Regions from separate parts of the Homo sapiens genome. Here all the other regions are linked to region 1. Evidence: chromatin loops called from intact Hi-C (ENCODE). Cell type or tissue: mammary epithelial cell. All regions are shown on one strand.

What was found. A loop is a pair of places that touch in the nucleus more often than their neighbours do. Peaks named below come from ENCODE experiments on the same cell type or tissue, not always from the same donor. Only the 100,000 strongest peaks of a DNase experiment are listed, where the experiment ranks them.
Region 2: a loop joins it to region 1, with 11 times the contacts of the local background. A loop is called at or near these places in 3 of 110 quality-filtered maps.
Region 3: it touches region 1 in a loop (7-fold over the local background); 3 of 110 quality-filtered maps call a loop at or near these places.

Annotation. Positions count from the first base shown.
Region 1 is chr12:28,127,516-28,135,515 of GRCh38, forward strand. LOC105369710 (a long non-coding RNA gene) reads right to left here and starts at 2,059. Exons shown (of 3, transcript XR_931461.3): 1 at 1,958-2,059. LOC107984462 (a long non-coding RNA gene) reads left to right here. Exons shown (of 3, transcript XR_001749450.2): 2 at 5,737-5,817; 3 at 6,883-7,059. RefSeq lists an enhancer at 2,778-3,977. In mammary epithelial cell, no CTCF peak of the experiment used is centred here; DNase peaks (open chromatin) are centred at 126 and 3,366; H3K27ac peaks cover 4,926 bases.
Region 2 is chr12:28,019,068-28,027,067 of GRCh38, forward strand. No RefSeq gene overlaps it. Among named protein-coding and RNA genes, the nearest start is that of PTHLH, 50 kb to the left of the region's middle. RefSeq lists an enhancer at 3,972-5,171 and a silencer at 4,215-4,415. In mammary epithelial cell, no CTCF peak of the experiment used is centred here; DNase peaks (open chromatin) are centred at 2,834, 4,604, 5,374 and 7,844; H3K27ac peaks cover 5,938 bases.
Region 3 is chr12:27,994,898-28,002,897 of GRCh38, forward strand. No RefSeq gene overlaps it. Among named protein-coding and RNA genes, the nearest start is that of PTHLH, 26 kb to the left of the region's middle. RefSeq lists a silencer at 5,165-5,365. In mammary epithelial cell, no CTCF peak of the experiment used is centred here; a DNase peak (open chromatin) is centred at 4,804; H3K27ac peaks cover 2,044 bases.

The sequences.
Region 1 (8,000 bases):
CGTCCCTCCTCACTCTCTGACTCACTGCTACCTTGGGTATGCCATTAACAATTCTGGGCATCAGGTTGTTCAAATGAAACTTCTAACCAAGGTATTTGCTGACCACCTACCTCACAGAAGTATTGCGAGTCTCAGCTATTAAGCTATTATAAAGCAATCTAAGCACATGAAGTGCTACATAAGCACTAATGGTACTGAGTCAGTGAGGAAAGGGAGCACGCTGTACATTGAATCACCTGCATTGTTTCCTTCTTTCAGTCCTTTGTGGTAATTTCCTAAACAACAAAAAATGTGCCCTTCTAGGATGACTGGGTCTAAGCTTGCTCCTGGAAGGTAACTAAGATGATTGAATTGAAAAGTCACAAAGCTATGGGCCATATTATATTTTCAATTTGGGAAAATAGGTATTTTTGAATTAATAAACTTCATTATTATTATTATTTTTATTATTGAGACAGGGTCTCACTCTGTTGCTCAGGTTGGAATGCAATGGTGTGATTGCCACTGGGACTCCAGGTGTGTACCTGCACACCCTTGCTTATTTTTAAACTGTTTGTAGAGACAGGTCACACTGTATTGCATTGGCTTATCTCAAACTCTTGGGCTCAATCGATCCTCCTGCCTCAGCCTCACAAAGTGCTGGAATTACAGGTGTGAGCCACCATACTCAGCCAATAGACTTTTCAAAGAGTAGCTTTAGGTTTACAGAAAAATCCATCAGGAAGTACAAAAAGTTCTTGTACACACACCCTCCACCCCCACTACTCCCCAAACACAGTTTCCCCTATCATCTTGTATTAGTGTGGTACATTTGTTACAATTGATGGTGTTTAGGACGGGCAACCCCAAAATACAGCATGTTGGCATTTGAGAAAACAGCAGAAGCAGGAAGGTCACTTTTACCCTCCCCTCATCTCTCCCGCCGGAAGCAGGTCAGAAAATCTAGGAAAGTCACTCTCTGACTTTCTCCCGCTCTTCTACCTTCTACCCTGAAGCAGGTCATAAGACCTTCAGGCGAAGGGTGCTCTCTCTAATACCAGAAGAAAAGAACATCCTTATCTCTGATGACCCAGGGATGCAGAGAAAAATATGAACAAACAGACCTTGCTAAGTTCCCCCCAGTTTATTACCATTAGAGCATACCTCCTTTGTCCAATCATACTTTTCCACAACCATCCACCTTGTCTCAAACCTAAGCATAAAAATGCACATTTGCCTGTTCTTTTGGGTCTTCATTTCTGAAGTCTCTTTTATGTAAAACTTAAATAAATATGTATGCTTTTTTCTTGTTAATCTGTCTTTTGTTATAGGTGTCTCAGCCATGAAAAGACTAGAATAAAAATGCTTATTATCCTAATTATCCAGAAAAGAAACAACAAACAGATAGAAATTTATGATGAAAGAATATTCTTCTGGGGAGCAAAAATTATTTCCAGCAAATAAGACAGGAAAAGCCCATAAAACTCTTGTCTGCAAGTGGTGGATGAAAGCCTGAGGTCAAACTGGGGGTGGAAATTTGAAAGACTGGGTCAGAGAAAAAGAAATTTTAAATGAACACTAGAGGAGGGGAATTTTGACAGTAATTAGTATCTTTCAAAAACAAGAGCTTGCAAATGTTTGAACTGTAATTCCATGAAGTCAAAAGGAATCTTTGAGAAAAGAAATGTTCAACCAGCATACTGACTTTCTCATTTGATTAACATTTTTGTTGTACAGAATCACCTAAATCTGCCCAGGGAAAGCCCTTTACATATTTCCCTCCATTAATTATCAGCTTGTGATTTATTGTAACTACCAGTGAAATATGCAGCATTGTGAATGAATAAAAAAGCATTTTTTGCGAGAGTTCTCATTTCTTAATGGGCCCCAGCAAGGAGCTTGCTTTTTTTAAAATAAAAAACAAACTTGAAGGCCCTAATAATGAGATCACATAATAGAAAATAAATATATAAAATACCAGGCTTCACTGAATCTTAAGAAGTCATCAAGTCAGGTCGGGCATGATGGCGTGCACTTATAATCCCAGCACTTTGGAAAGTTGAGGCAGGAGCAGGAGCATTGCCTGAGGCCAGGAGTTCAAGAATGCAGTGAGCTATAATCAAGATTGTCTCCATCTAAAAAAGAGGAAGAAGAAGAAGAAAGAAGAAGAAGAAGTCATCGACTATAAAAAGCTTGCTATCTTATTTATCACTAAAGAGAAAAGTTTTCCAGTTAAAATTTTAAAGAGTATCTTAATTTAGAAAAATTTAAAATATGAAAAAATGTGCTTAGAACTGATGAAATACAGTTTATGGTATAATCTGGAGGAAGAAATACTTGATTCTTTCAGACTTCATTTAGAAATGTACTAAATTGCAGGTGACCTGTTAAATCTTACAATATATAATATTTTCACATATAATCTCCATTAGAGAGGCTTTATTTCTTGCTATTATGTTTTGTTCCAAAAGATAGAAGTTATTTATCAAAAAAATCACCAAGTTGTCTCAATTTTAACCATCTAATTTTGAGATGCTCTTCTTATCAAAAAATTTTTGTATTTTGAATCAGTGTCAGATTGACTTGATTTTTAAGAAGTTACTTGAACTCACTAAGCCTCAATTTCCTGAACTGTAAAAAGTGTATTATAATAGTAATATAATTTTAAGGGATTGTTATGAGAGACAAAAGAGTCATAAGCATTGAATAAATATCAGCTGTCAGTTATCATTTGGCATACAAGAATCAGACTAATTTGAATTATATTTTGAGTCTACCATTTTCTAGTCATAATAATTTGGGCAAATCAAATATCCTCTCTGCCTCATAAATGGTCATAGTGACACTTGTCTTTCAGGTTCTCAGGAGGGTTCAATGAGCTGATAAAATATATCAACTTCCCTATATTATGCCAGCCATATTACGCTGATTAACAAAAAATTTCACAGTAGAAGATGACATTCATTGAGCATTTATTTGCTCAAACTCTTTGACTCCTGTGCTCTTTGACTCATTTAACCTATACGATAATCCTAGGAGGTAGCTACAATTATTATTTCTATTTTACAGATGAGGAAACTGAGGCACAGAGTAGCTAAGTAGTGGTCACAAAGCTTTGGCAGAACTGCTCATTGAGCCCAGGCAGCATGGCCCCAGAATGGCACACAGCTCAAGCCACTTCTTTATTTGCCTTAACTTCACCACTAGGAAGAACACAAGGCAGCCTTATAAAATGAACAAGGCCTTCTGCTAGGCCAAAACATTGGGGGAATAATAATCAAGATATGACTGGTCACCGCAGATATGCTTTCCAGTGGGAGGCAAAGGCAGGACGTAGGACGCGCCGTTAGAGATGGGGGTTGCTCACAGCTCTAGTACTTGGCACGCAGCTAAGGTTGAGTCATTGACAACTTCCTGCACAGCCACATAAGCTGAGGAATAACATGGAAGGTATTTAACAATCTGTATGAACACGTAAACCCTGTGAAATAATGAGCAATCCGTCACTATGTTAACAAAAAGAGAAATAGTTCTAAGCACATTTGAACATTTGTGAAGACAACCATGTTCCAGGATGAAAGGAATGTAATACTTACACTTGGAAATATGTAATAGACAAGTCAAATGAAGTTCAAGGGCAAAACAGATTGACTGAAATGATGTAGGGAAAGGAGAAAATTGAACTGTACGGGCCTCAGAAAATGAGAAGAGAGCTGGTAAGAATGGAGAAAGTATGAAAACTGAAAAACCACTTCAGCTCATGAACTCATCTCCCCCAGTACTTGTAGTGTAGAGTTTTAAGACTTAATTTTTCTTTGTTTCAAGTGTGTTTATGTGGATTCCTAAGTAAGATTGTAAACTCTGCTGACTGATGTGGTGCAGTGGAAAATTCTCTAATTCAGGCCCAGAAGAGAGGAGTCTAAAACCTGGTCGGCCTCCCCAGCCAAATGACCACAGACAAACCATTTACTCAATGTTTCAGTTTCTTCATTAGTGAAATAAAAATATCTACTCAAAATAAGAATGTGTGTGGAAGAAACTTATAAAATATGTCCTGCTATGTAAATATAAGGTATTCAGAGGTGGGTGGAGAAACAGAACAAGAGACTGGAAGAAAAAAAACCTGTAGATCAAAAGATCGAGATGAAGACTTTGCCACTTACTTGCTTCATGACATTGGGCAGAATACAGTGATGCACTTAACCTCTGTGAACTTTAAGATTCCTTATCTACAAAATAGGTTAATAGTACTAACGACTCCAGTGGATTTATGTGCAAGTCACCTCAATTCTGTAAGGTAAGGAGTATCACTCCCTATTTTATAGATAAGGAAACTATGGTATAAGATTTTTTTTCTGTTTGTTATAATGATTCCCATAAAACCTGTAACAGTTCTCTACATGCAACAAAAATAAGTACTTGTTGATTGGTCACTTTATGTACATAGGTATCTTAATGGAAGAGACTATTTATCAAATAGAGAATCTCTTATCCAGCCATGAAGTAGGTGCACACTGTAAGATGCCTTCCTGGGGTGGTTGGCACAGATGATCTCTCAATGTTCCTTTCAGTTATATAATTCTGGGATGTCAAATTGAAACTGAACAAAGAACATAACTGGCAAAAATGAAATTACTGCTTTTCTGGAGACAGTGCTATTTGTCTGAAAATGGTAAAATGTAGATGGGAAGGAGGAAATAACAGGTCTGTGATTCATGATACTAAAAGCTAAGAAAAGGTGGGTTTTCCTTGTGGCTATAAAACAAACAAAAAAGCATATAAACCCAGTGTTTAAATGTTAATTTGCTACAGTACATCAAATGTTTATAGCAAGAATTTGATGGAAGCATCCTATTGAAAAAAACAAATTCTTTCCTATGTCAATGTGCTTATAAAGAGGATACCCAACTGTCTCCAGCAATGCATATTTATGTCTCTGCAGAGAATAACCTGACCTTATTTGCTGCAGTGACCATGAAACAGTGCTTCCATAATGGTAATATGAAATATTTCAGAAGAACAGAAAACCTTGTGGTTTCTTAGATAAAAGAAAATACTACCCTATCTTGCATTTCTCACATTTGCTGCTATGTACTTGGTTTATCTATTAGCCAGTGTACCCAGGGTATTCTGTAACCGGCCTTCAGACTTACTCAATTCTCCACATTTTAAAGCAGAAATTGGAAAGTGAAAAATGGTTCACACATTATCTCATATGTTACAGATTTTAGAGACATTTTGGCAAACAAATTAACTAGGCTTGATTATTCTTCTGAAATAGCGTCCAGGCACAGGACACGTATCTCCTCAACCTTTCTTTCTCTAAACGCACTTTTATCCACTTCAAAGTCATTTTATACTGCAGCGTAAGTCAGAAAGGAAAAAAGAACTCACAAAATGTCATAGTATTCCATTTTACAAGCTGTAATAACTAGGCTGTTCTGTAAAATGTCTGGTCAGGAAAAAGGCTGAAACTACTAACTAAAGTGAGGGCTGAGCTTCTTTTGAGAATTAGAATTCCTTGTGCTTTTCCAAGTCCTAGATGACATAGATAACGGAAAATTAATTTTAATTCTAATGATATGCTTAAATTGGCAAAGATCGGTAGTCATTATGGACTGGTTTTTGTTCATGACTTAATTTTGCCATTCTAAACCTCTGAGCAGGATTTAAAATACTTAATACAGCACTCCCCAGGCTCTGGTGTTTACCTTACTTCAAAAATCCATTTTTCATGATTTCACTTTTCTTCCACAGACAGAAGTTAAGTAAGAGGCTTTGGGTCAAGACTGTGACTGGATTCAAATCCTAAAGTTTTCGCTACACTGTGTGCTGTGGGTAAGTTATTAATCCCCTCTGTAAAATGGAGATGATATATCACAAGGCTGTTGCCTTATGAGTAAGTGAGGATTAAATGAGATAGTATACGTAAAGTGCTCTAAACAGTGTTCAGAAGAATTTTAGCTTTTAATAAATGTTAGCTCTTACTTTTCCATCCAGATGAAAGTATATGAATATTTAGATATTTTTCTAGTCAATGCCAAATACTTTTGTGCTTTCTTATTTCTGAGTTATAATAAAAGTTGGCCTGTTACAACTATGTAAAATTTCCCAAAGGAAATATGTGAAATTATACATGCAAAATAAAAATGCTTTAATTGCTGGGGTTTTTTTTATTCTAAAGTTTTTTGTAACTCTATAAAGCATGCCTTCAAAACTCATAAATAGGAGAGTTTGGAGTTGATTTTGTCAGTGGTGAGGAGGAAAGACATTTAGAACAAAATAGAATTTTTGACTTGAAAAGGACTTTAGGTATGTAACTGTAACATTGATGCTATCACCTACTAGCTTTCAGAACTTGAGCAAGTTACTGAACTCTTTGCGCCTTAGTTAATGGTGATATTATTAGCACCAAACACATGATGCCACTATAAAGATTAAATGAGTTAATGCATTTAAGTGTAGAACAGTGCCTGACATCTCTAACGAGTTCTCATTAAATGTTAGCAACTATTATTAATTCATTATTGTTATTTTACAAATGACAATATCAACGTCAAGGAAGGAAGTTCGTTTCCCAAGGTCATATTTTAGATTTAATGGTAAGGAGCAGGATCCAGGGCTTCTGACTCTCAGTCTACTGCTCTTTCCACTCTAACACCAATTTCTTCTTCATCTTGGCCTTGCCTCTAGATTTGCTTCAGTTCTTTAACCCTGGATATGAGTTTGTTTTATTCATCAATGGCCTGGATAGTGAAGATGTGAGGTCTAGTCATTGGTCTTTATGGTTGGTAGTGTAGAAAGATTAACTTTTGACAGTGAAAGGGTTAAGTTTTATGTGAGATAGAACCTGAAATTTGTGTTCAGTTACTATCTATGGCCTTTTCTCTGCTTAATAATTAGATACTAAAAAATCTGCAACAAAGAGATGAAGATTAAGAAAAATTGTCAAGAAGGAAGGAAAATTGTACCTACCCCTCGAAGAATTCATGAGGTGCTTGAGCAGACTACTTTGACCTCTTCTCAAACCTGCTAAGTGTGGACACACAATAAAAGCACTTTTGGTGCAGATAAACTGGAGAAGGGGCCTGTTTGTATAGTTTTCTTTGAGGAAATATTCCCTGCAGGAAGTATGCAGCAAAGAGAAAGGCTCATATGACAGAATATGTTAAAGCACATTTTCTTTTTATCTCTTTGCACATCCCCACTTTGCCACCCACTTTAGCCCCTACCTACTCAATCTCCTATGTCACAATTCCAGGTGCACTCATCAGCATGCAAAAATCACATATGAGGTGGATATATTTTCAGATGAAGATGGATAAATCAAATCTGCAAATGGATAATGACATGGGCAAGTCATCAATTTACACTTGTAAACAACTTTTCAGCTAGACCTTGGGAACAAGGAACATGATATTCTGTCTACAAACTCATGTGGCTTTCTTATTTGAAAGTTTTTTGAAAGATTTTTGGTTTTGTTTTGAGGAAATTTTCTGAATCTATTTTGAATGTTAGAATTTGGGCATTTGCTAAAAGGAAGTTGCTTGAGCTTGGATGTTTGTGCTAAGATTTCTTTAGGGACAGCTTCTCCAACTTTTTCACCAAAGTCGTCCTAACCACAGCTGAGAGGGAATACCAAGGAATGGGGACAGAACCTGAAAAGGTCAGCCAGAAGCAGCATTTTTGTTTTCATGTTTCATGTATGTATAGCACAGGAGTTAAGAACCTCTTGAAGAAAAATCATCTGATCTTGAATTCCTGTTCCACTGCTTACTAGCTGGGTGACCTTGAACAAATAGTCTTTCCCCTACTTCAAATATTTTATCTGTTAAGTGGTGATGATCATAGTACCCTCTTCATAGGGCTCTTGTGAGGGTGGATTGAATGAGTTAATTCATGTGCAGTACTCACAACAGGATCTAGCATATAGTGAGCATGCAGTAAACGCTAGCTCTGATTATGTTGAAGATAATCACTTGCGTTCTTGCTGTGATATACTCTGATTTGTTTAAAATAAA
Region 2 (8,000 bases), 110 kb before region 1:
AGGATTAAAGTACAGATCACATCCTGAAAGAAAAAGAGCTTGTGGGGGAGGAGGAGGGTGGTGGCATGGAAGGGAACGGAGAGGTGATGTCCCAGTGGAAGCAGATGATGCCATATCGTTCAGCAGCACATTAATACTAACAGCATATGCTGTGCTGAGGTAGTCACTGCTCGTACAAGTTTAAAATAAAAAGACATCATGGAGAAGTAATGCAGTAGAGTTTTGTGTAAGGGTGTTAGTTCTTTGGGAGAGAAGGGGAGATGAAGGTTGGAAGTGTAAAGGAGTTAGCTTTCATTAGCATTCAGATGGTTTTCTAGACATCTGATGTCTAGATGTCTAATTCCTAATACAGTGTTCTAGTGCTTAATTCCTTGAATAATGTCTTAGTATTATGTATAGCTTACTTATTACACGGCAATCTTTATTGTTATTTATTTATAATCCTCCTACTTGTAAAAATGATTTGAAGCAGCTTAAAAAGCACAGTTATAAATTCCTCAAACCACTAAAAGAAAAATAAAAGTAAGAACTAAGTATTAATAGAGATCAAGGTGGGGGAAAATAATTATATCAGAAACAAACAGCTAAGGAAAGTTATGGTAGCTCTGAACTTCTTAATGGTCAAGACAGAAAATTTTGATAACAAACTATTTTTCTTGGCCTCCAAATAATCTTAAGAGCAATTTTAGTCATTTTTGAGATGAACATAAGTAATTTAACAATCGCATTAAAGGAAATTGTGAGAAATGATTGAAGAAAACCTTATCCCACCACTCTAAGATAACCATTAACTTTTACTTTATTTGTTATTTTATTATTTTGGAGACGGCATGTTGCTTTGTTGCCCAGGCTGGGGTGCAGTGGTGCCATCTCGGCTCACTGCAGTCTCAAATTCTCTGGCTCAAGGGAATCCTCCTGCCTTAGTCTCCCAAGTAGCTGGGACCTCAGGCATGTGCCACAATGCCCAGAATTTTTAAAAAGCATATATATATATATATATATATATATATATATATATATATTTTTTTTTTTTTTTTTTTTTTTTTTTTTTGGTAGAGAAGAGAGTTCGCCATGTTGCCAAGGCTGGTTTTAAATTTCTGGGCTCAAGCAATCCTCCCGCCTTGGCCTCCCAAAGTGCTGGGATTACAGGCATGAGCCACTGCACCTGGCAACTTTTAAGTATATTAACTTGCAGTCTTTGTCCCATACAAACACATTTTAACATTAGATCAATCGCACTACATTTTGTATACAACTTTTATTTTTCCATAATGGCTACATATTCTTGAAGTTTCACTGGTGACTGCCTATTAAATTGTTAGGCTATGAAATAATCAGTCATGTTGTTATAATGTCTTTTAACCATTTCGGTTTTGTCGACCTTGTTTTCATCATTCTACTATTGTGTAGAATGCTGTAATGAATGTCTCCATGTGTATATTTTTTTTTCACTTCTAAGGAATTATTTCTTCATTTAGTCAATAAATACTTATGAAGAAATTCTTTCTGTGTTTCAGTCACATGTGATGGATTGGGGACATAGAGGTCAATATTTTCAAGGTACAGAGGAAAGGTACATAATTCTGTTTGCGCACGGAGATACCAGGAAAGGCTTTGGTGAATGTGATGTTCGGACAGTCCCAAATAATTTTTTTATAAAGTGCTTGTCAAGTTTCTTTCCAGTTAGGTTTTATCAAATCACAATGTTGATGTGGTAAAAGATTTACTCCTTCCTTCCATTATCAAACCTATATCAATATTTGTGTTATCATTAAATCTAAAGATATTTTAGAATGCTTAACATTTACCTGCAAGTTGCTTTAATTTACTCAGGTTATATTTGAGGATAATATAGTACAGAAGCTATATAGAGTCTGTTCGTGATCTTCATGCTTTCAATTACATGGAATGACATGGCAGACAAAATACAGACCTTGGAGTCCCATTTAAAAGATGCCTCTGCCACTAACTAAGCTTGGGTGAGTTAATCTTGCTAAGCTACAATTTTCTCAGCGGCAAGACTAGAATAACAATCAAGACATTGCATGATTATTGAAAAAATTAAATGAGAGAATGAACAAAGCATCTGGAATATAATAGGTATTTTGGGAATATAATAGGTATTTTGGGAATAACTATGACTGCTTATTTGCATATTGGGGTTCTCTGTATAGATTTCAGGAGTTCTTTATACATATTAACCTTCTATCCTATTTAATGGAAATGACTGCTGCAACATGTTGCTCTCCTATTTTCAAATTACAGCATAATATCTTTATATTTTACTTTTTGAAACTGAGTTTCACTCTGCCACCCAGGCTGGAGGGTAGTGGCACGGTCACGGCTCACTGTATCCTTGACCTTTCCACCCAAGTGATCCTCCCACTTCCCAAGTAGCTAGGGCCACAGGCACGTGCCACCACACCCAGCTAATTTTTAAATTTCTTGTAGAGATGGGGTCTCCCTATGTTGCCCAGGCTACTTTTAGATTTTAAAAGCTCTATACATTTGTTTTTATTTTCTTTATGTTTTAAAGTTGAATCAGTTATTGTTCCTCTACAATGCTGTTAAATATTAGCATTTCTGATTGTTTTTCTACTGTAAGATAATAGAATTCTTTCAATTACCTGAGATCTATTTGGGTGTATAGAAACTTAATGTTTGACATCACAAATATCAGTTGCAATTTTATATTTTTCTACAATAAAAGCTACTGCCTCAATAAATGAGAGTTCAATGTTGCGAGTGTTTTCTTTCCGGTACCCAAGGCCACAGATTTCCCAAGTAAGACACAATAGATCTGCAGCTTGTTGAGACAGATGAAACCACACACCTGACGTTAAATCAATGAAATCATAGAGGCTGAGATAATATTTACAGAATTAGTCATGTTGACAAACAGTAAGCTCTGTTCGTTATGTATTTACTTGTCATAGACCACTAAAGGAAAAAGTTAATATTTCTTAGAACTGTCTCTATTGTAATCTGAATCTAAAACTTCAAATAAAAATTCTGGTCAATTGCAAAGCCTAACTTACACGATCTGGAAATTTAAATTGTGTTTTTTTGGACATGATTTTGAATTAATATTTATATTTAAGAGCTGAAAGATAAAGGAAGAGTAACCCAATTAAAAATTTGTGTTTTTAACAGGAGAAAACCCTTTTGCAATCTAGCCTTATTTATTTACATGGCCTCATCTCCCATAGCTTTGAACTTTATACCAGAAGTTCTGAAATTTGAAGAGATTTTTCTACCTCATATGCCTTTGAACATGACAGTCCGCTTAGGCAAGTCTTATAATGGACTTTCAATTTTTAGAGGTCTGATCAGCTTCTTATTCTTCTAGACCCAACATAAACACAAAAACTTCTCTAAAACCTTCAGGCATTAATGCCTGACTCTCTCCCTTGGTCACCTGGGGAATTATACACTTTCTCTGTTGCATGAAGCTCATTGCATGTGCCTGGGAGGAGGTATTCATTGATTTTGGAGCAAGGACTCTTAAATCAGACATGGGCTTCAGTCCTAGCTCTTCCATTTATTAGCAGTGCAACCTTGAATAAGTCAAGCAGCCTCTTTATGTCTCAGTTTTCTTACCTGTAAGACGGGGATAACGATAATATCTCATAGCATTGTGAGAAATAAATGAAATGATGCATGTTAAACATCTAGTCCAGTTTCAGACACATAATAAAGACATTGTGGATGCGGGTTACTCTTTGTTTCTATAACTATTACCCCATTAGTTAGCTATTGCTGCAGAACAGATTACCCCAAAACTTGGTGGCTTAAAACAACTAACATTTATTTTCTTAGTTTCTGTGGATCAGAAACCTGGATGCAGATTATTTGGGTGCCTGTGTGTATTAGTCTGTTCTTGCATTGCTATAAAGAAATTTCTGAGACTGGGTCATTTATAAGAAGATAGGTTTAATTGGCTCATAGTTCCATAGGCTGTACAAAAAGCCTAACACTGGCATCTACTTCTGGGGAGGCCTCTGAAAGCTTACAATCGTGGCAGAAGGCAAAGCTGGAGCTTGCACGTCACCTGGGGAAAGCAGGAGCAAGAGAGTGGGAGGGGAGGTGCCACACACTTTTAAATGACCAGATGTCATGAGAACACACTCACTATCATGAGGACAGCACCAAGGGGATGGCGTTAAATCATTCATGAGAAATCTGCCCCATGATCCAATCACATCCCACCAGGCCCCACCTCCAACACTGGGGATTACATTTCAATATGAGATTTGGGTGGGGACACACATCCAAACTCTATCACTGTGACTCAGGGTTTCTCACAAGGCTTCAACTAAGATATTCAACAGGGCTGCAGTCATCTTAGAGTTCAACTGGGGAGGATACACTTCCAAGCTCGCTCAAGTGACTGTTGGCAGGCATCAGGCCCTTGCTGCTGTTGACCGGAGACATCAGTTCCTTGCCACATGGGCCCCTCTGTAGGGCAGCTCACAACAGGGCAGCTCACAACATGGCAGCTCACTTCCCTCAGAACAAGCCAGTGGGAGAGTGAGAGGGGAGGCCAAAGCCAGAAGCCACAGATTTTTTTGCCCTCTAATGTCGGAAGTGACAGCTCATCATTTTCGACTTATTCTGTTCATTAGAAGTGAGTCACTAGGTCCAGCTCATGCTCAAAACCAGGAAATTACACAAAGGCATGAATACCAGGAGGTGGAGATCACTGTGGGGGGTAGGGGAGGTGCATTTTAGAGGCCACCTGGGAAAAATGGGGCTGTAGCTTATTTACTAATGTTTGTGTTTTTATATTTTCAATGTTTGACATAGTATCTGGCTCAACACAATCTTACCCCTATGGCTAAGATTTTCTTCGTTCTGGGAAATATGAGAGATTCCTCATTGTCAGTTGCCCACATAGCATTGATTTCATTGCTCTATTTTAAGGGAACAGCAATTACCAAGGCAAGACACCATGAAAGGTGGAAGAATGTAGCCTGCAGCCTGTCCCACCGTTTGGGACAGGTGGGATGGACTGCCGGATAGCGTGTAGGAAGAAGATTAAAACAAATGGGGGAAATTTACACACATCATTTATTTATCTAAAATGTTCTCCCTGTCATAGTCTATTCCCTCTTTAAACTGTGGAAAGAAAAGCCCTAGCATAAACTTGGTGTACCTTTTAAAAATTATTACCTGGTACTTCATTTAAAAGAAAAGGAGAAATTATAATTAACCAGTTAAGACTCACCTTTTCTGACATAGCATGTGGTTGTATACATCTGGTTGTAACCATGGTTCAAGTTGATCAACCACCTACCAGTTGGCTAAATAAATTCCTGATATGCTAGGCATCTGGGATGAACTTCCCTCAGACAAGCCTTTAGCTCATGGCTCATAAGAATGAATCTTGTTTTGTATGATGTCATTGAGTGTGGAGATATGCTGATGGAAAGATGGTGCTTAGCAACCAACTACTTATTTTCTTTAGTCTTCCTACAGGGTAACCACGAAGTCTTTCTGCAGGCCACTTAGAAAATATCTGTATGCCTCCTTCCACTCTCACAAATTCAAATTTTCCCTGTTGTTATTTTGAACATCTTCTTCCATGCTGATGCTTAGAAGTCGTTAAAGCAGCCCCTAATAGCTATTTTTAAATCTTTAACTGTTGATAAGTGAAACTGAGAATTTTTTCTTTCACAATCCTTTTTTTTTTTGTTTTGTTTTGAGACAGGGTCTTGCTCTGTTGCCCAGGCTGGAGGGCAGTGATGCAATCACAGCTCACTGCAGTCTCAATCTTCCAGGCTCAGGTGATCCTCTTGCCTCAGTCTCCTGAGTAGCTGGGACTACAGGCACACACCAACATGCCAGGTTAATTTTTGTATTTTTTGTAGAGATGGGGTTTTGCTACGTTGCCCAGGCTGGTCTTGAACTCCTGGCCTCAAACCATCCTCACGCCTCAGCCTCCCAAAGTACCAGGATTAGAGGCATGAGCCACCGTGCCTGGCCTTTTTCACAATCTTAAGCATAAGCTTGGTAGACCATAGACCCCCAGTAAGTGGAAGCTAGTGTAATAATATTATTACACTGTTTTCCTCAAAATGACCCTGCGAGGTGATTGTTTCACATCAGCTCATGCTCAGGCCCTGTTATTTCTGCATTTATGTGGACAGAGAATTCAGGAGGAATAACCAGTGGTAGACATATGAACACTCCTCACTTGGAAGGACCATCCTGTCTAGGGTGAAGACCTTTTTTGACTGTCCATGATTCTGTTTTTTTTTTCTCTTCAATACATATGCTGCCAACATTCTTCTAGACTAGCCAACTAGTTCGCAGGGCTTCTTCCCATCCGTCTTGCCCTGTAATTCGAGAGCTCATCCTATGGCCTGACTTGAGATGTAAGGCTGCCAAGACTCTTCCTTTCTCTTTGGAGTCATGGAGCACCTATTTCCACTCACCCACCCATCCATTCATTTGTTCATTCTTTTAAAGAAAATAAGATAGGGTTCCTGGGTTCAAAGAGCTTGCAGTCTAGGGGCAGGTGCGGTGGCTGACACCTGTAATTCCAGCACTTTGGGAGGCCGAGGCAGGCGGATCACTTGAGGCCAGGCATTCAAGACCAGCCTGGCCAACATGGCAAAGCCTCCTCTCTACTATTAACAAAAATACAGACATTAGCCAGGCATGGTGGTGCATGCCTGTAATCCCAGCTACTTGGGAGGCTGAGGCATGAGAATCACTTGAACCTAGGAAGCAGAGGCTGCAGTGAGCTGAGATCGCACCATTGCACTCCAGCCTGGGAGACAGAGCCAGACTCTGTCAAAAAAAAATTGTGGGTGCAATAAGATCTGAGCACACATGACCCTGACAGAGCAGCATAGCAGAGGCAGCGTGAGGGGAGCCGCTGTCCAAAGGTTTTGGAGGGAGAAGTCACTGCTGCCGCAAGTGACGAGAAAAGCCTTCTGGAATGTATGATGGGGAGGACTCTGACAGGTGGTGATGGTGAGGGGAACATTCCAGAGCATGGAGAAAGGCGCAAAGATATGCAGGAAGAAGCTGTGAATGAAGACAGCGAGGAGTCCAGTTCACCTGGAACGCAGTGTGTGGCAGAAAGAGCACTGCATGTGGGGTGTGGAGACTGGGTTTCCGTTCTGCCACCTTCCCAGTAAAAAACAAAACAGTGCCAGACTGGCACTGAACAGATGACTTAGCCTTTCTAAGTCTCAGCTTCCTCGCCTGAAAAGTGAGGTCTTCTACTCACACAGCTGTCGTGACAGTTAAATGAGACCAATGAGTGTACTGTGGCTAGATCATTTTTGAAATATTAACAGATGCCCACCTCCCTTCTCCATCTGCCCTCCACAATTTCCACTTTTCTCTTCCTACTCCTGGCCTGTTCTCCTGGCCACAGGGCAAGAATGTGGCAGAGCACAAAGGAGAGAAAAAAGGGAGTCTCTCTCTCTCTCTCTCTCTCTCTGTTTCAAAACCCCACAGCCTTAGGGAAATGGCAAGGACTCTGGAATTATTTAAATTGTTGAGAGTTTGATGAATATTAGGTTTCTCCAGATTGTCACCTGGATTGACCCCAGGAAAGATGGGGCAAGGGTGGGGGTATTGAGGCAGTGGTCCTTGACAGCAGGGCCCGCACAGCCTCCTTGACAGGTGAGCTCTAAAACTCACCTTCTCTAAAGGACATGTGCCTGGACCCCCACCCCTGGAGGTCACACAGCTTTAGAAAGGAAATGGCTCTGCAGTGAGCCTTGGCAAACAAGGCCATAGAGAGCCTCACTGAGAATCCCACACTCTACCCTAGCCAGAAAACCACAGAATGATTCCCCTCCTCCAAAGGGTGGCACCGGAAGTGGCCAAGTGAGCTGGAGGATCCATGCCTGAGGGCCCACAGATGACTCGGCAAAGACAGACGCATGGAGAACCAGGCACATCCCAGACTCCACACCAGCTTGACATTGTTGAATCCTCAAATCTTCCATTGCAACCCTTGAGAAAAAGGATTCAGACTG
Region 3 (8,000 bases), 130 kb before region 1:
TCAAGCAGGAAGACAGATTGGAGCAATTGGACAGGGTAGTTGAAAAGAAATGCAGCCTGTGTAGAGGGGTGAAAAGCAGCCAGGGTGACAGACCAAGGGGGACATCTTCCAGCAAAGGACAGGTGGAGCCTTCATGGTAGGTGAGCCAGTCAGGAATTAGGTCATGCCTGCTTCCCTATACATCCAAAGTTATGAATGGATGGATGGGTATTGAGAGGAGGATCACTTCAAATACACACACCCACACACACTTTCACACACACACTGTGATAGTGTGATAGTTAATTTTCTGGGTCAACTTGCTTAAACTATGGTGCCCAGTTGTTTGGTCAAACACCAGCCAGAATGTTGCTGTGAAGGTATCCTTAGATCTGGTTAACATCTACATCAGTAGCCATGGAGTAAAGCAAACCGCCCTCCACAATACGATGGGCCTCATCCAATTAGTTACAGGCTTACGAGCAAAAATGGAGATTTCCTGAAAAAAGAAGCAATCCTGCCTCAAGACTGCAACATAGAAACCCTTCCTGAGTTTTCATCCTGCAGATTTTTGACTCAGGACTGCAACTCAGCTCTTCCATAAATTTCAGACTTACCAGCTCCCACAATTGTGTCATCAATTCCTTAAAATAAATCTCTCTCTCTCTTGCTTCTGTCTGTCTCTGTCTCTATCTCTGTCTCTCCCTCCTCTATTGGTTCCATTTCTCTGCACAGCCCTGACTAATACACCCTCCCACAACATGCCCATAGACACACACCTACCTTTCCCTCCTCTTCCTTCTTGTTTAAAATCTTTTGCTAGCTTCCGCTAAAAATAGAGTTTCTTTCAAACTTCTTATTCTGGCCAAGAATATCTGAATCTCTAATCTGAACTCATCTCTTCTCATTGTAAACTGGCCTTCTCTCTGTACCTGAAGTGTGCCAGCTCATTCCTGCTTAAGGCCTTTGCCTTGTGGTTCCTTGTGAGGCTTTTCTCCTAGTTCATGGCAAAAGGGCCCTCTCCTTTCTTTCAGAATTGAGCCTAGATGCCATCTATTTAGTGGTGACTTCTCTGACTGCTTTATTCTATCCCATCCCAAGCAATGCATTCTCTATTAAAACATCATATCATGTTTTGTTGTCTTTATAGACCTTATGATCCGGAATTCCTATTGATTTATTACTTTACTTTTTAATTTGTGTATCTTGCCTCTCACCTCCCATATAGGCCACACGAGGGTAAAGGCCTGGTCTAGCTTGTTCACAGCTGGAAGCCCAGTACCTTGAACAGTGCCTGGTATATGTTGGTTGATCCACCAGTACTCTTGAAAGAGTGAATGGCAGTCTGTACAATCATCTGGAGGAAAGGGCTCAGAGTCTGTTGGGGGTGGTTATTTAAAATGCGAATTCCTGTATTCCAACCTCAGAATCTGTTTTGGTAGTTTTAGATTGAAAAACAAAGTCCTAAAATGTGTGTTCCTTTCTTGATTGAATTTCTTGGATAATAGCTATGGGTTGAGGACTTCTTTTAGAAAGACAATCTTTCACAGAAATAGAATATATTTCACTTGGCTTATGAGTGAAAGTGGATCTTGAGGTAGCTCTCAAACCATGACACCACATCAGATTGCACTTCTGATCTACTGAAGCAATATTTCTGGGTATTAGTTCCAGGAATCACTATTCCTTACAAGATCTCCAGGTGCCGCTGGTAAGTATCCAATTTTGTGCAGCTCCAGAGTGTGAGGGACTCATGATCAAAACTGATGGGACACAAAGCAAGCATTGATGTGACTTCTCCATATGCATATAAATAAAAGCCTGTGAATAACATACCATATCTGATAGATGTATTTTTGGGGCAAGCAACAACAAACAACAAAATCTGATTAACAGTAGATTAAACAATAGGTGCTATTTTTGCCTCTCATTACAAGAATCTTGAGTTAGGTGTTTGCTGGCATCGGTTCAGTAGCTCTGCAGAGCCCTCAAGGATCCAGGTTATTTCTCCCTTTATCTTTCACCATCCTCACACGCTTGCTTTCTTCCTCATGCTTATAACTCCATGTTTGCGTAACACTGACACAGCTTCAGGCATCACATTCACATGCAAGGCAAGATGAAGAGTCAAGGGCTCTTCTCTTTATCTAGAAAGAAAAGTCTCTCTCAGGAGCTCACTCAGAATACTTTTTGTTTTTCCTTGGCCAGCACTTGGCATTTTACACTACAGGCAAGAAAGTCTGGGGACATGAGTAGACAGCTCTCCTTCTCCAGACTCCACAGTGGGAGGTGTCCAGTGAGAAGGGGATTGGAAATGATTTTTAAGGGGCCAAGGAAGAGCATTTACCACATGTACCTGTGGTGGGAACATTGCGTAGCCCAGATAATGTCCAAGAGGGAGACATCTACCCTCTTTTGCTCCATTCAGTCTTTGCTTTTTTAGGATTATTTTTTTCTTCACCAAGAGAATTTTCCCGAAGTGACTGATTCTTACTCCCAAACTCTTCATGTACTTTTGATGGCAACAACAATTTACTATATGCCAGACATTATCTATAAGATGTGTGATATGTGTGTGTGTGTGTGTGTGTGTGTGTGTGTGTATAATCTAAGTGAAACATAACCCATATGTCCCTTAAGCTACTTAAACCTTCCTTAGATAGTCAAATGGCCTCTTCTTTTGATTTAATATATGTAGTTCAACTTGGTCTGTGTCTGGAGAATGAATTCCATTTCTGATAATTGTTAGGGGTAAGGATATTAAGTATACCATGATTAAAGGATATGAGTGTCTACTATTTTGAACCATCAGAGAACAAAGAAAATAACAAAGAGGATAAAGAATAAAAACTTTCAGACCAGGCATGGTGGCTCATTTCTAGAATCCTAGCACTTTGGGAGGCCGAGGTTGGTGGATCATTTGAGGTCAGGAGTTCAAGACCAGCCTGGCCAACATGGTGAAACCCCATCTCTACTAAAAATACAAAAAAAAAAAATTAGCTGGGTAAGGTGGCAGGCACCTGTAGTCCCAGCTACTCGGGAGGCTGAGGAGGAGAATCGCTTGAACCTGGGAGGTGGAGGTTGCAGTGAGCCGAGATTGCACCATGGCACTCCAGCCTGGGTCGCAGAGCAAGACTCTGTCTCAAGAAAAAAAAAAAAAAAGAATACAAAATTTCAAAGAAGCATGGGACCATGAGTGGCTTTGGTCTTCTAGGAGTCTTGGGCATAAGCCATTTATCTCAAATTATCTTCTGCTTCTGAATCAAAACACTCGGTCATAGGCAAATGTCCAAGTGATGAAGACAATGGTATCTGATATGGTTTGGCTGTGTTCTCACCCAAATTTCATGTTGAATTGTAATCCCCACATGTCAGGGGTGGGAGGTGATTGTATCATGAGGACAGATTTCCCTCATCCTGTTCTCATGATAGTGAGTGAGTTCTCATGAGATCTGATGGTTTAAAAGGGTGGCACTTCCCGCTCACTCTCTTTCTCCTGCTCTGCCATGGTAAGATATGCTGACTTCCCCTTCTGCCACGATTGTAAGTTTCCTGAGGCCTCCCAGTCAGGCTTCCTGTTAAGGTTGTGGAACTGTGAATTAATTAAACCTCTTTTCTTAAGAAATTACCCAGTCTTTGGTAGTTCTTTATAGCAGTGTGAAAATGGACTAATACAGTATCCATATATTTATCTCGCTAGTATCAATGGTCCTTTACTGAGATTTTTTTAGCTATTTTCTTCTAGAAAACTCATTTTCTCAGTACCTCAGTCAGTACTCTTAAAGGTGGATGTTTTGGCAACAAGAAAGAGAAACTCCATCAGAAGTACCAAGAAAAAGCTCTGAGCTCATTTTCTGTGTACTTAAGGTCAGAACTACATCAGAGCAAACACACACTGCCTATTTGAATACACAACATAAAAGAAGGGCAATCCATCATTCATTAAGTTCCCCTCAAACACACTTGCACCTGCAGATTTCCTGGAGGTTCTTTTTTTTTTCTCTTCCTTAGGGGGAGGGTCTTGAAGTACCAGGACTCTCAAGCACCTGGAGGCCAACAACTGCAGATGTCTGCCTGAAGGCAAAGATTTGATCAGGTTTATGAAACCAGCATGGTATGCCCTAAAAAAACAATGATCTACAGAGATTATAAAGCTTGAAGTGTTTTTAATCCTGAAGATATGCAAACTATATGCCTACAAAAGATTTGGGAGATTCTGCAACAAAAATATAGAATGATTTTCAAATGCATCCTATCAAGAAGTAGAATTTTGGTTGACATTAAGGGTTTTGTGTGTGATAGCACTTCATTTTATGTTGTGTGAATATAGTAAGAGAATCTATGATAATTGCAAATGTGTCTTCAGTAGAGAAGAAAAGAAGGTTCTTTATGGCCACATGTTCAGAATCTGTATTATTGTTAATAGCCCAAATTTGGACTCTGAATTTTCCCCAGAATTTAAACTATCAGGTTTTTAAAGTAAAAATATATCATTATTTACTTCAATAACATCTCTAAAAATGTCTTGGCTACCTAAAATATATCAAGATTTAGACTTAGTCAGAACTATTAAGTAAATTTCCTTTGATTAATAAATTGTTTTCCATTTAAAACAAAAGAGGAAAGCAAAACTGTTTTCTTAGAATCAGCCAAGATGTTTGTCTTAAAACCTGTTGGCTTTGCCTATCCCTAATTGTTCCTTTCTGATTCACATTAGAAGCCTATACTGTTGCTAACAAACCTGACCATTTTGGCAAATTACTACAGTTGCACTGCTCCAAGTTAGACTCTATGGTATTGTGTAAAAATTGAGCATTTAGTGGCTTAGTCACACCACAAAATTGCAAAAGTTCTTAAGTCTAGGTCAACTTGAACAAGTTTGTTCTTGATTTACATGCCACCTCCAAAAATATGTCAGGGTATTTATTTGCTTTCAGAATAGCTTGCATCTCTCTTTCAGAGGAGAGGTGAGGCAAACATAGGTTGTGATGATGAGTGATTGCCCCCACACGTGCAACTATGAGAGCGCTTTTTTGGATTTGGGTAACACCAATTTTAAATATTTAACCCTTGCGATCACTTACTATTTACCAATACCATCTTCTCAGCTTTGTTCTAAATTATTTTCTTAATTTTTTTTAAGGCCAAGAGCCAGGAGGTCAAACCTTCTGCCCCTCTGACCAGCTGCATGCAGGCAATTAGAGCAATACCACTTTTAAACACAGGTTTGAGCACTACAAGTGTAATTCTCAGACTTATCTGTATCCGAGGGTTATCCTCAAGAATCTCTTGACTCATACTCTAAGATTCTCAGAAATATTTACTGGAAAAAAAATCCAAACTCTGAGCAGCTATCACATAATCTCTTTCATCTGCTGAAGCCGCCATGTTGTTCATAGCGGTAGGGAGACACAGCAGAAAACTGGTCCATCGTTATTTATGTTATTCACTTTCAGGAGAACTAAGGCATCTCACAATGGAACAGTCCAATTCTATTTTTACTGATTTCTGAATGCTGCTTCAGACAGGTTTTTTTTTTTTTTTCTACTGCTGTTGTTAGTGCTTTCAGTTAACTTCAGAGAATGAATACATATCTATCCAACCAGTAAAGCGACATATTCAGAAAGGATCCTATTTTTGTTTAAGGGCTTGCTATATTCTTTCAGATTTATCCATAAGCTTATAATAGGACCTGGAAACACAGGCAAAGATGTGAATTGAGATGATTAAATAATGTTTTCAGGCTGTCTTTCCTCCTCTAGCTGGATTGATCGGGTGCTGTCGTTCTGTGCGTTAGAGTAAGGCTGACATTCGCTCCTGCATTGTGCCTTGTGTTGGGCAGAACTGAGACTCGTGGGTGGAGGGCAGTGGGGATGAGCTGATTGGACCACTTTTAGGCCAAGTAAGAGAGAACACATATACTTGTGTTACAGGAAAGGTGTTCGATCCATACCCCAAGAGAGGGCTCATACTCCAAGAAAGAATTCAGGATGAGTCCACAGTGCAAAGCAAAGGCAAGTTCATTAGGAAAGTAGAGGAATAAAAGAATCGCTACTCCACAGGGCAGCCTGAGGGCTGCTGGTTGCTCATTTTATGGTTATTTCTTTTGCTGAACAAGGGGTGGATTATTAATACCTCCCCTTTTTAGACCATATAGGGTACTTCCGGATCTTGCCGTGGCATTTGTAAACTGTCATGGTACTGGTGGGAGTGTAGCAGTGAGGACAGAGGACACTCTCGTGGCCATGTTGGTTTTGGTAGGCTTTGGCTGGCTTCTTTACTGCAGCCTGTTTTATCAGCAAGGTCTTTATGACCTGTATCTTGTGCTGACCTCCTATCTCATCTATGATTTAGAATGCCTTCACCACCTGGGAATGCAGCCCAGTAGGTCTCAGCCTCATTTTACCCAGCTCCTATTCAAGATGGAGTTGCTCTGGTTCAGACACCTCTGACACTGGTTCACCTGCAGAGAGGATGTTGAGGAATAAGTTTCATGTACAACTCACCCTTATTCAGAGCTGTTTCATATCAATCCTGAAAAAGGAATTTAGCAAAATTAAGAGTTAACTGCCTATAACCAGTTCAAGCCGTAAGTGGATTGAGTGCTCTCTAAGAATAGACAAAAGCTTTTTTTTTTCCTGAACAATTGATTATTGAGCAACCAGAAATAAAATGTTGTCAAGCTAGCCTTGAATAGGAGACTAAAGAAGTTCTAACCAGGATTTCAGAAAAAAATGTCTTTTTATTTTTAAGTGTGAGCAATGGCAAGACCAAGTAACTCTGTTATGGACTCAGCTGCTCCCAAAGTCACAGGGATCTATTGATAACCACCCAATCCCTCATGCCCCAGGCCACCAGAATCTAGTCTCCCCACTTTAGTTTAGCCTCCGTTTTTCTGCCAGAGTTATCTTTCTAAAATTCCAGTCGAACCATGTTTTCTGCTTGAAAGTATTTGATGGGTGTCCATTCACATAGAAGACAAAGTCAATCCCTGCAGCTTGGCATTCGAGGCCTTTCCTCATCTGGATCCTGTCGAAATTTCCAGCCTCTTTTATCCTGATCCAGCTTACTCTCAGCCACATGACGCTTTTCACTATCTCTTGAGCAGACCCACTCTTGTGTGTGGTCCCCTCCATGTGGAATGCCCTCTTTCTACCAAGGTCTACATATCTCACACAACTCCTCCAGAGGGTTTTTCCCTTGTCTTAGCTCTTCCCATTTCTACTCAGAAAGAAAAAAAAAATCAGTGCTCCCATCCTGAACTTGTTGCATTCTGATAGATAATTATGTTCTCACCAGTATGTCCTACCAGGCTGTGAACTGAGTTCCTTGATGGAAAGGATAATGTATTACTCAACTTTATCCCCACAGTTTCTTGTGGAGATGTGGCATATAACACACAGTTAATAATTACTGACTTTTATTGAATTGTAGAAACAGCAGGTTTGGGCAGGATATAATGCAAATGTTGAGTGATAACAGTTTTAAAATATTTATTTATTTTTGGTTCCCATTACTTATTCCGCTAGAATAGCACTGTCCAATAGAAATATAACGTAAGCTACAGATGCAAATCACAGATGTGATTTTAAATTTTCTAGTAGTCAATCTTTACTTTTATTTCATCCCATAATCTCTCCAATCTTCTATTTTGAGGATTTTTTTGGTGTTTTTAACTGTTTATTATATTTTATTAATTATTTCAAATATACTTATTTCATAGTATCATCTGATAGGATTACTTGTTGAAATTCTTAATTGTCTAATTCTGCTGACTTTTGCTTACACTGTTTCAGAATTTGGGGATTGTGAGCTTCTTTTCAGCATACCTTTAGCTGTGGGAATCCTGTGAAGTTTCAGGGAGGATTTGATTTACTTCTACCAATGACCCATTTTATTGTTAATTTCTTAGCTTTCAGTAGTCTCACTTAAAAATAATGCAAATTTAAAAATCGATTGTATGTCAGCATAGACCCATGACTAAACATTTTCTTTACCCTGTATTCAGTGGTTTACAGTAA